2 separate regions of the Homo sapiens genome follow, and region 2 is linked to region 1. A link is an interaction called in ENCODE POLR2A ChIA-PET data of the cell type or tissue named here. Cell type or tissue: HepG2. All regions are shown on one strand. Links, peaks and the distances in the headings refer to the core of each region. The heading gives the core; the rest is flanking DNA.

Evidence for each region. ChIA-PET counts read pairs that join two places held together with the same protein. Peaks named below come from ENCODE experiments on the same cell type or tissue, not always from the same donor. Only the 100,000 strongest peaks of a DNase experiment are listed, where the experiment ranks them.
Region 2: POLR2A ChIA-PET joins it to region 1 with 20 read pairs; 3 of 35 experiments call an interaction of 5 or more read pairs at or near these places.

Annotation. Positions count from the first base shown.
Region 1 is chr20:23,636,819-23,639,719 of GRCh38, forward strand. CST3 (cystatin C) reads right to left here and starts at 1,137. Exons shown (of 3, transcript NM_000099.4): 1 at 802-1,137. The coding sequence starts at 1,044. RefSeq lists silencers at 672-921, 952-1,291. In HepG2, for the core only: no CTCF peak of the experiment used is centred there; DNase peaks (open chromatin) are centred at 611, 904 and 1,223; H3K4me3 peaks cover 1,727 bases.
Region 2 is chr20:23,584,860-23,587,760 of GRCh38, forward strand. It overlaps the pseudogene CST9LP2. Among named protein-coding and RNA genes, the nearest start is that of CST9L, 18 kb to the left of the region's middle. In HepG2, for the core only: no CTCF peak of the experiment used is centred there; DNase peaks (open chromatin) are centred at 1,242, 1,722, 2,142 and 2,412; H3K4me3 peaks cover 1,127 bases.

The DNA of each region.
Region 1 (2,901 bases), core at 87-2,586:
CCCAGGAGCGTCCTAGGGCACGAAGGCCGTCAACAGACAGGGAAAGCTGAATGAGTCTGAGCATTAGATCATGAATGTGTCAGTGCTGATTTTCAAAATGGAATAGTGATTATGTGCGATATTGCCCTTGTTTTTAGGAAAAACACACTGAAGTGTTTACTTTCAAAAGATTCAGGCAAAAAATGCATATACAGTACATATACACACACCCATATTCACATTCGGAAAGTGAGCTGGGGGGAACAAACAGGGCAAAATGTTAACATCTGTGCTAACATCTGAGGGATCTGGGTGAAAGATCTACAGGGATGCCCTGTGCTATTTTGCAGCTGCTCTGTAAGTCTGAAATTACGGGAGAATAAAAAGTTAAAAGAAACAAAAGTGCTTAAAAATTATTTGGTGGAAGAACAAGGAGGCAGCCAGATGAGGGGCTCTGTTTTTCCTTCTCCTGCGTATTCAGCAGCGCACCCGGAGCCCAGCGTCCCAGGAGGTCGGGACAGAGCTGTGTGGGACGTCCTGTGCCTGCCCCCGCGCTGCGGCGCAGCTCGAGCTGGCTCCTGGAAGCTGATCTTAGGCGCCGGGCGCGGACCTGACGTGTCCGTGCGGTTCCAGGCCAGGCCAGACTCAGGGCATTCCCGGACACGCCCGCCAAGGGCTCGGGGGTGACAGCGAAGACCGGGAACAGGGTCCGGGTGAGAAGCCCAGGCGCCGGAGAGGAGCAGCACGGGGTCCGGGAGCAGCGCGGGGGGAGGCTGGGACGGCGGGGCCGGGGCTTCGGACCCTGCGGGGGGCGGCACGCACCTGCTTGCGGGCGCGCACCACCTGCAGCGCGCGGCTGTGGTACATGTCGTTGCTGGCTTTGTTGTACTCGCCGACGGCAAAGTCCAGTGCACGCCGCACACCCTCCTCCTCCACGCTGGCGTCCATGGGGCCTCCCACTAGGCGCGGCGGCTTGCCGGGACTGGAGCCGGCCGCGGGGCTCACGGCCAGGGCCACGGCCAGGATGGCCAGCAGGAGCAGCGGGGCGCGCAGGGGCCCGGCCATGGTCGGCTAGGACGCGGGACGCGGGGAGTGGGGCGCAGGCGAGAGGCTGGAGCTAGATAGAGAGGACCCGCTGCGATACCGAGGCGAGGCCGTGAGCCCCGCGAGGCCGGCGACTGCGGTTTTATCCCTTCCGGCCTTCGCCGCCCCACCCCACCGCGGCCTGCACTCCCTTTTCCGGAACGCCTCGTCCCTCCCACCTCCCTTCTCCCTCCCCGCCTCCCCTGCCTCTCCCCGCCTCCCCTGCCTCTCCCCGCCTCCAGGTCCCTCCCTATCAGTCTCCTCCCATCCCAGCCTCCCCTGCCCCTCCAGGCTTCCCTGTCCTTCCCCATCCATCCCCTTCCCTCCCCTCCCAGCCCCTCCCGGCCTCTCCTCTCCCTTCCCGCCTCCCCTCTCCCTCCCCTCCTCCCCTGGCCCCCCAGTCTCCCTGGCCTTCCCTATCCATTCCCATCCATCCCCTCCCCTCCCCTCCCCCTCCTCTCCTACTGTCTTCCAGCCTCCCCTGCCTCTCCTATCCTCCCCATTCCTCCCCATCCATCCGACCATTCCCACCTCCCCACTTCGGGCCCCTCCATGCCGCCACTCTTCAGGCTCCTTCTCCTCTGTCCCTTTCCCCTTTCAACCCCCAGACACCGCCTCCCATGCCCCTCATCTCCCTCCTCCACTCCTGTCCTTGCTCCCACTTCGCCCCCACCCCAGCTCGGCCCCTCTTCATCGCCCCTCCCTCGTCCCGCCCCTCCTCTGTCTTCCCTTCCTACCCATTCCTGGCCTCTCCCTGTCCCTGTCCCTCCTATCCTCTTCTTTCCCCTCTTCTCACCCCACTCCTGGCCCCTCTTCCCCCACCCCTTCCACACCTATGCCCCCCTTCTACCCACTCCACCCCCTCAGCTCCATCTCTTCCCAAAGACCTGTCCCTCCTCCCAAGCTTAGGTCACCCTGCCCTCCAGAGAGGTGTCAAGGCCCCCTGGGCCCTAAAAGCATACGACCCCCTAGCTTCATTTCCTCAGAAAAGGGAAAGATAGAGGTCTCGGCCTTCCGGAGTCTTCAGAGGTCCTGAGTATCCGTGAGCATTTGGTCAAGGTCTAGAAATCACTAAGGCAGAGGTGTGATTCCAGAGGCCACAGGAGACTCAGGCCATGCCCTGTGCTAGGGAACTTTTCAAACAGAAGAATTAACCTTTATTTGAGTAAAAAACTCTGGGTTCTCCTTTCACAACTCATTATTCAGTAAACAGACTTTTCACCAGCTTCCCCCTGCACCAGGTAGTCTAGGAGCTAGAGACGGAGCCTGGGTGACCGAGCCATGGACACTACATTGCAGGGCTGCTGCCAGACAGAAATGTGACACGAACCCAGGAGCAATTTAAAACTTTCTGGGAGACACATTTCAAAAAGTAAAAAAGAAACAGGTGAAGGTAATGTTTATAATATTTCTTACTTAACCTAATATATCCAAAATATTATTTCAACACATAAGAAGAATCATTAATAACATAGGTTATTTTATTTTGGGTGTGTGTACTGAGTCTTTGAAATTCCCTGTGTATGTGGGTGTCAATTGTACTGGCCCCATTTCAAGCACCCTGTGGCCACATGTGGCTGGTGGCTGTGGCACTGCACAGCCCAGCATTAGGGTGTGTGGGAGGATGGCGAATAGTGATCAATAATTAATATCAGGAAATTAGTCTCTCTGTTGGAAGTGAGAGTATGGGATAGAGAGAGATGATGCCACTGGACCTGGTCAGGGAGGACTCTATGAGACTGGAAAGGTGAGAAGCCCTGCCTAGACAGGAAACAGCCCCAGGCAGCGGGAAGGGCCAGTGCAAAGGCCCTGAGGCGGGGCTGGGCATGCCTGCTCCAG
Region 2 (2,901 bases), core at 190-2,689, 52 kb before region 1:
CACTGTGTGTCATTTTTCTTGCTGGAGGTCAGGTGAAAGTTTTGACAATATGCTGTAGATGAGGCTCCCTCTGTCCCAGGGCTGAGGTTACCCTGAAAACTCTTGGAGATCCAACACCCTCCCGGGCATGTGGCGCCATCCTCTGGGAATGCAGTTGCAGGATCAGATGCCTGCTGAGAGTGAAGCTGTGTCTCATCGTGGGAGAGGTGGAGGTGAAGCTGGAGACAGGGGATACATTAGTGGGGTCTGACTCAGCCTGTGTCTGCCCCAGGACCCACCATACACACCTGCTCTTTGCTCTTAATTCCTTAATCTGGAGAAGGTTCCCCAGATTTTACCTCCAGTGAACTGATGCCAGGCCCATGAGTGAGCTCCCTAATGCAGTAGCATGTTTGGGCCTCTCCCTACAATGACAGCATCTTCACTTTCAGGTATTTAGGTGCAGAAAGAGGGGCGTGTTCACTGTAATCTCTCTGTACATTAGATAGAGTCCAAGACCGTATTCTCAATGGAGCTACTGCTGGGGAGAACTAGGTGTGGGAAATTTGAAGACAACATTGATAACTGCCCTTTCCAAGAAAGCACAGAGCTGAACGATGTAAGACAGGGCAACATCTTCCCTCCTGGACACAGCTGTGGATGCCACATAGGGTGTGGTATGGGCACAGGTGCAGCTGACAAAGAGACTTAGAGGAGTTAGCCTGCAGCAGCCTCTACCAGGCTGCCCTGCTTTTGCCTTAGTGGGGAGTGCAGAGGGGAAGGCAGCCACGGGTCCACTTGTAGGCTCCCGGCCAATCTGAGTTTCCTGACTCTGCCCTGTCATGCCACTGCAGTGGCCTGTACCCAGGGCACATGGCCTTCAGACTGCTCTTGTCCGCCTGGGGTCCCAGTCTCCTAAGCCTGAGTAGAGGCTGTTTCCTCTCTGGTCTTCCTCCCCAGTCTTCGTCTGCCTTCTGAAGAAAGAGCGTGGTGGGGATCCAATATCACCTCTTTCTGAGTGTGCAGTTCTCAGGGTCCCCCTCCCCTAATCCAGAGCCTGAGGCAGGTGGAGGCTGAGGAGGGACCCCACTGCCCTCCCTCCCTCGTCCTGCCCTGGCCCCTGCTGAGCTGTAATGCCTGCTCCAGAGGATAGGGACAGGGGACAAGGGGAAGCCCAGCTCTGGGGACAGCCTACCTAGGACAGGTGGGCCCCCTCATCAAAGGATTAACTAATAGGTTAAACATTGGCCTACATCTGAGAGCAGCTCTGGGGAGACAAAGTGACTTTTGTGCTCTTGGGGGTATGAATCACACAGGCCAGCCTGTGGAGTCCCAGGAGGCCACTGTCTGGGAAGTGGGTCCTAACACAGGTTACCTTGAGTGAAGAGGGAGCCCCAGATCTGGAAGCAGCTAAGAAATGTCCCAGGAGTGGGGCTGGATGGCCCCACATGAGGATGAGAGCCGCATTCAACTGACAGCTTGGGAAATGTGCAAGGTGGATATTGATCCTTTGCTCAGAGTGGGAGCCATGAGCTTCCTGAGCCCCCTGTCCCCAGTGCCTCGCCCATGCTTTCCCTCCCAGATGCTCACCTGCTTCTTCACTTTTAGGACCCAGCCCTGGGTAATGCAGTGTGAGCTCCTGAACAAGACCTGCTCAGAGGGGTTCCCCTGATTGCTTCTCACCCACAGGCCCAGGCTCAGGCTGCCCTCACCTCTGTGGACACTGGCAGTTCTCCAAAGGTGGCTCTGCTGTAGCTGACCAGCTCCATATTTGTTTGTTCTTTTCAATTTACAATTCCCTTGGATTCATGACGGGGCATGCAGATGCTGTCAAAGTAAATTCCACACTTCTCCAGGTTCCTCATGTAGAATATAGGTCATTAAACATCAGCATTTCCAGAAGCTTTGTGTGCTAGTGTCCTGGAGAGAGGGGCCTGGGCAGTTGATGGAGTTATTCTCAGCAGGGCAGCCTCGTGGGCTCTCAGGGGTAAGTTTTTATTCCCTGTTGGGCCTCCTGAGTGGCTTCCAGAGGCACAGCTAAGGTGCGTCTGAGCCGCCATCTCAGGGCCCCTTGCAGGCTGCAGAGGGGCAGTGAGGGTGGCCTCCCAGCGCACGGGATGTGCACATGGAGCAGGACAGGGACTCGGGAATCCCACACAGCCCATGTGACATTTGCACTAATGCTCAGAGTGCATGTATACCTAATGTGTTAGCTGAGAATAGCCAGCAGCTGTGGACACCCTGTCCACATCTCCCAGATCAGGCTTCGGCATGCATTCTCTGTAAAAATTTAAGGAGTAACTATTTTGGTCTTTGTAGGCTTATAGTCACTTTCTCAGCTACCCAGCACTGCCTTTGTATGTTGAAAGAAGCATAGACAGTGCATAAACAAATAAGAGCAGTCGTGTCCCAACAAGACTTTGTCTACACATGGAGACAAGCAGACTGGGCTGCTTTTGGCCCTCGGGTCATGGTTGCCAACCCCTGACCTAACAGGCCTTCTGAGTGCAGCTGCCGCTGGTATCCCAAGTACCAGTACATGGGTAGCTCCCAACTCATGCACCTGCGACGTGCCCAGATTGGCTAGTGGCTTTCTCCGTGTAATTGGAGCTCCTCCAGCAGAGCAGGTACACCCCTGTGGTGTGGGAAAGGTCAAGTCTGAGAGTCACACTCCTTCTTCAGGAGGGAGGCAGGTGAATGTCCCAGTCTCCCAGCCTCTGGGCATCCAATTCAGAGGTGCATGTCACATGGTTCTCAGAGCTCCCCAGCAGAATAAACACCCCCGGCCCCAGTGTGACCCATTGATAACAGACACCTTGCGTTTCCCCTTCTCTGTCTCCCTTTCTCACATGTGTCCCCTGGGATCACCTCCAAATAAACTACCTGCACCCACCAGTCTGTGTTTCAGGGTCAGCCTGGGGG